Linked DNA regions of Homo sapiens: region 2 is linked to region 1. Evidence: chromatin contacts called from ENCODE Hi-C or POLR2A ChIA-PET data. All regions are on one chromosome and are shown on one strand. The core of a region is the stretch at or near the end of the contact, and the rest is flanking DNA. Distances in the headings are between cores, read along the strand shown. Region 1 has its middle 260 kb from the start of MIR8062. Region 2 has its middle 98 kb from the start of HAO1.

Region 1 (2,700 bases), core at 92-2,591:
TTTCCTTTTTTCATCTCTCTCCCTCTACATGAAGACTTATCCCCCGCCTACTGTTATTCCTTGATAGCTCCCAGAGTATTTGTTTTGGTCAAGTTCCCTAGAAGCAGAGGCTGTCATATTTGTGTGTGTGTGTGTGTGTGTGCAAGCACATGCATGAGCCTATGAAAATAATTTACTAAAGATGTTCTATCAGGAGAAACCTATAAGGGAAAGAGAGGAATAAAGGAAAGAAGCAACAGCTATCCAGATAGGTGTTCCAGATGAAGTCTAGCCCCAGCCTGATTCCTTGGAGGACTTTGAAACGTGAATAGCCTGCAGGGTTTGTTACAAGTGGAGAGTTTTTGGTGCCCTCTCATCATTCACCCTTTGGCTATCAGGCATTGTCTCCCATGAGAGTATAACTCCTCAGATATTGCTGGGTAGCATGGCTCCCACTGACCAAGGTGAAGTTTTGAGAAGAGAAGGCAGCTGTGAGCCATGAACAGTGAACTCGCAGAAGAGCTGGGAGATGGGTGCACTGGAAGGTAAATGGAATCTTGACAAGACACTAACAGAGTCTACTACATTACGATTCATCTTTTTGTCACCTTGAGGCAGTAAGAATTAAGATATAATAAAGCCAAGGGTTTGATTCCTTTCTTTGGGCTTTGCTCCAAGTTGAGAACTCAGAATTCTCAAATCTTAGATAACATTTTTCAAAATGTATTTTAAAGGCGTATGTTTACTTAATTACTCCTGTATTTCTGCTGCTTTGGTTTTCCTGCATTTGATATTTACTAGAAGTAACTGGGACTATGGCTAAGAAGGTAGAACGGGTTTATGTGGCAATGACAGAAGCAGCTATGGCCTGGCCTCCTGCTAGGTCAAGGTAGGTCACATTGCAAAACCCAGTCTCAGCTCAGGAGGCTCCCAAGACTGAGCTCAGAATTACCATAGAGAAGAAGTCTGAGTCCTGCTTTTTGGGCTGTTTCACATATGACAAAGTCTTTACTTTGGTAATGAGGGAAGACACTGGTAAGCAGAGGTCTGCAGCCAGACAAAGTTGGGTAGAAATTCATTTCCAGTAGACCTCAGTTGTGTGACTTCAGGTATTAAGACATTGCCAGCCAAGTAAGCTGCAATAAAAAGTTCTGATTGATAGTCTATGTTCTCCAGATTTTTTGAATCTGGACTTCAAAAGATGTGTGCATCAGATAAGTGTTTGGTGAACTTCTCTATCATTAAGAGATCACTATATTATAGCATTCCTATGTTTCCTTTCAGCAAGAAAAAACAACTAGAAGTATCCCCCAGCTGCCTGTGACTACTAAGTAAACAGCTTTTAGTCACAAAAAAATGCTATGAGAATGATAACATGCCAAGCCTGTAACTTCAAACTCAGAAAAACAAAAACTATAAAGAGCCACATGATTATTCATTTCCTTACTCAACCTATATTATTCATAGCCTCCTGAAATTCCTAAAACATCATGGTAGGTTTTCCTTGCACGAGCAATGATTTCTAATAGTTTCCACATTCCAAAGACAATGAGGGCAAGAAGCCAATATTCCATGCACAAGCTCTGTGACATGAAATAATGTACGGAAATTACTACCATTGCTGATTAACACTCATTAAGCGCCAAAAGCATTTGACTTTAATTTGCAGTTAATTTTTTTTTCTGGTTTACATTTTATTCACTCGACATTGTGAAACACATTTCAAACAAGTCCACTTTATATTCATAATTTGCATGTTACTGAAAAATCTCCAGTGTAGTGGCTACATTGCTATGTGTATATATAGTACATTATGCACCATCTAAAAGAAACGGTAAATAATAATATAGGTGCAAATTATGGATTTTTGTTTAATCTGTCCTGTATTAACTCATTCGAATTGTCATTTCATATTAAGATTCCTAAATACTAGTGTAACATACTTATGGCTGAATGAACCTAGTAAAAGTATTTTCAGGGGAACTACCACAGGTCAAATTTGTGGATTTCTATTTCAAGAAAACTTTACTAAGAGTAGGAGAGATAAATGAGGCACAGTCTCTTGAGGACTTGAAGCTGTAGCACAGCATTTGTAAGTGCAGAATATAGATTCGAACTTCCTAGATTAAAATTCTCTCCCGTAAGCCATATTACCTTAGGAAAGTATTTAGTGTCTTTCTGTCTAGGTTTCCTGATTTGAAAATGGGGTTAATCGTAGCACCTAACATGGGGGTTAATAAATGTGAAACATTCAGAATAGCACTTAAAAAAGTAAACAGTGAATGTTCTTTATTATTACTTTGGAAAAAATATATTGCAGCCTCCCACTAGACCATCTAAACTGGTATTGTGACTTTTATAATAAGATATCACCAAAACAACAGTGAGATGAAGAGACAATAGTAAAACTTTGCCATTTCCTCATTCTTATAGGAAATGGCAAAGGTACACTGTCCTTCTTTTGATAATTCTTATAGTCCTCTTTCATGATATCTAAGATCAACAAAGAAATGAGGTAACTACTGAGGAAAACTTAATCATGAATCTGTAAGAAATATCATCTTTTTTGCTTCCATTAAGTCATTTCACTATTATGACTCTTCCTCCGACAGCATGCCAGAAGTGCTCAATACATGTGTAAGAAAATTTTCCCCAAATTTGAAAATAAGCAATAGAAGTAATAGGGTGTACTTTTCACACAATGCTGAGTGTTGACTAGCA
Region 2 (2,998 bases), core at 41-2,540, 210 kb after region 1:
ATAATGCCAGACTTTCCCAAGGAAACCACACATCATAACCGGGCTTCTTTCCCCTTAAGCTTCAACACATTTATTTATTCTTTATCTCTGTTCTCTCTTATTTCTTCTTATTCTTATCCTCTTCCCTCTCCTTCAATTTGCCTCAACAAAGATAATGAACTGACGTGGGCTTGGGTTTTAAAAATATTTGGGATTAGACAGATGTTAGAAGAAGGCATTTCAAAGAGAGGGGCAATTAAATTGGGTTGGGGGATTAAGGAGACCAGCCTCAGGCAGTTTAAGGAGTGATGCTAAGTGAGGTGAGACTAGAAGCTTAAGTCATGTCCAGATCATAAAGATTTCCAAATGGCATTAAGGAATCTGGCCCCAGGCAGTTGACTGAGAGTTTTTAGGATTTCTCAAAAAATAAAGACATAGACCAAAGTTGAATTTTAGGAAGATTATGTATATTAAATACAATCATACATGAAGGAGTATGTGTGTAGTATTAACTATAAACTATACTTAACACAAAAGTACATAGGTCAGTACTTTCAACTTCAATCAAAGAGATTACACATTCCTCTTTAGTGAATGGAGGTAAGGAACTTGTAGAAAATGACTAATGTTTACTCACAAGGAGACAACTGGAAGGAGCTGGAGGGATGTGGGTATGTACATGAGTAATGGAAGGAGGAAAGAAAAGAAAGAATAGAGATTTCTATAATTCATCCAGTACCTTTCCTCAGGGGTAGAGTTTGGCTTTCAAATGACCAGCAAGTCAACATTGGCAGCAGCTCAGCCACCAGAGCAATATCCAGGAAGCTACTGGAATCACAGAGGATTTTGAAACACATGTGTCTGGATTTCAGTGTTATTCCTGAATAAGTCTGTAGTCTTCCCTCAACACCTCCTTCTGTGAGAAATGGAAACTCGGGCAACACAAGGCAAGGAGGGACAACTGGACACACCAGCTGAATCATAACATCTGGTGAAGACTTCTCTGCTATCACAGAATCTGAGAGATGGCTAATACTCAGACCAGCTCCCAAGAGTAGCTTTTCCTGCAGGAGGGTGCAACAGCCTCAGGATTTCAGCTCAGGGGGAAATATGTCTGTATGAGTAGGAGAGAAATGGAGTTGTGTGTAAGCATATGTTTGTGGTTTTCGAAGCAGAGGACAAACACAAAATCACATAGCCTCCTGGTCTGATGGGTTTCCCTGACTTGGATGTTTCAGTGATGCAGTTTGGCCCTAGAGCCTTCATCTGAGCTAAGGTTCCCTCCCTCCCTTTTTGCTTCAGCTCAGTGTTTTGCTTGAATCTGAGTCATAAGCTCCTTAAGCTGGCAGGAAGCGGATAGTCGGGCTGGCAGCTTGCTCTCCCCCAAGCAGAGGGAGTGTCTTGGCTGACACCTAAGCAACCTTTTCCATCCCCAGACTCTGTAACAGAACCAATGAGCATTAGAAGAATGGAAGGCTGGGCTATACTCACAGAGTAGAAGAGAAAAACCATCCTATAGAAATCCAATAGCTCAAGCCATGGTTTTAAAAAAAATGGCTTATGGAATTTCCTCAGCCACTCATGATGTCCTTACAATATTTTGTGTTTATCCCTCAAAGCTTGTCTATGTACACTCTCAACCTAGCTCCCACCCCAGCTCTACAGGTCTTTATTCTCCATCCAGTTTCTGAATGATTTTCCCCTCTAGCAAACTCCATCCTTCCCTCTACTTCTCCTAAACCACAGCCACTCTAACAGCTAAGTTCATACTCTGAAAGCTTGCCCTGTAGGGACTTAGAGCAGAATACTACCAAGTATGACATCTTGGCATGCTGAGTACTTTGAAATGGAGGAGATAGGAAAGGCCTCTGCAACAAGGTATCTCCAACCTTTTCCCTCTTTCTTCTGTCTTCTAAGACATGTCATAGAAACCAGATTCCTCTCCCAAAGGTGGGTCATAGAAATTAGAACTCCTCTACCCCAAAGCAAACCATAAAACTTAGAAAGGCCACATTCTGACTTACCTCCCTTGAAAGTAGGCCATAAGACCCTCATTCCAGAGGGTCCTGCCCCATATCCAGGGGGAAATAATGCTACACAGAGAGATCAGGAAGAATCTGAACAAACAGGTCTTGCTAGGGTCTCCTCTTTCCCCCAGTTTATTACCATTAGATCATACCTTTTTTGTCAAATCATGTTTCTCCACAACTATCCACTTCTTTCATTAGACTTAGCATAAAAACACACAGCTTTCCCTGGGTCTTCAGGTCTTCATTTCTGAAGGCTCCCATGTCATGTAAAACTTTGTTAAATAAATGTGTGATGTGTTTCTCTTGCTAACCTGTCTTTTGTTATAGGAGTGTTAGTCATGGCCTTTGTGATGGATGAGGGAAAGGTATATTTTTTTATCCTTTCGGCCCCCATTCATGGGCAAAGTAATAAGCTACAATCTGAAGGAATTAAGGAAAGGCCTCTCTCCTGCCCAGTTCCAGAAGTCCTGCTTTACTGCATGATGAAGAGTACAGATGTGATCAGAAAGGAAGGAAACACTGAGACATTATCACTCATTGATACTCCAGCTCCCATCAGTTGTCAAATTAACTTCAACAAAGATCAAGGGCACAAGCAAAGAAGGAATCAGATTTGGGGGAAGCAGAAAAACTAGGAGAGAAAAGTCTGGCATATGAAGCTTGTCATACCTAATGATACTACAATGTGGGTGACCTTGGAAGCTGTAGTTCAGGAAAAGGGAGGGTGGGGGTCTGAACACCTGGATGGAGAGAATCTGCCAAAAGAGCTAAGGGGTGTTGAAAAGTCATGGCAGAATGTTGGCAGCAATCCTTACCTCCTTCATAGTTTTTCCTTCCACCAACCTGATTACTTAAGTTTAGGACTGAGACTTGGCAGGATTTTTGCATGCAGACCCCAATAGAAAAAGTCTGTCTCACCCAAGACAATTCCAGCACTCTGTATGCTCCTTTCCCAACTCCTTCTGACTCCCTTGCAACATCCCACCATC

What was found. A loop is a pair of places that touch in the nucleus more often than their neighbours do. ChIA-PET counts read pairs that join two places held with the same protein, here RNA polymerase II (POLR2A). Pooled maps may share reads with other maps.
Region 2: a loop to region 1 is called in a map of endothelial cell of umbilical vein, with 4 times the contacts of the local background. The contact joins two enhancer-like sites. A Hi-C loop is called at or near these places in 6 of 168 maps with a recorded cell type or tissue (MCF 10A, OCI-LY7, PC-3 and 3 more) and 3 of 50 pooled maps. POLR2A ChIA-PET finds 5 or more read pairs at or near these places in 1 of 52 experiments (MCF 10A).

What each region holds. Positions count from the first base shown.
Region 1 is chr20:7,627,035-7,629,734 of GRCh38, forward strand. No RefSeq gene overlaps it. Among named protein-coding and RNA genes, the nearest start is that of MIR8062, 260 kb to the left of the region's middle. Within about 2 kb of position 1,342, at least 2 of the 41 ENCODE cell types and tissues checked have a DNase peak (open chromatin) inside an H3K27ac peak, as active enhancers do; they include PC-3 and mammary epithelial cell, where a contact is called at or near this core.
Region 2 is chr20:7,840,786-7,843,783 of GRCh38, forward strand. No RefSeq gene overlaps it. Among named protein-coding and RNA genes, the nearest start is that of HAO1, 98 kb to the right of the region's middle. Within about 2 kb of position 1,291, at least 4 of the 41 ENCODE cell types and tissues checked have a DNase peak (open chromatin) inside an H3K27ac peak, as active enhancers do; they include PC-3 and mammary epithelial cell, where a contact is called at or near this core.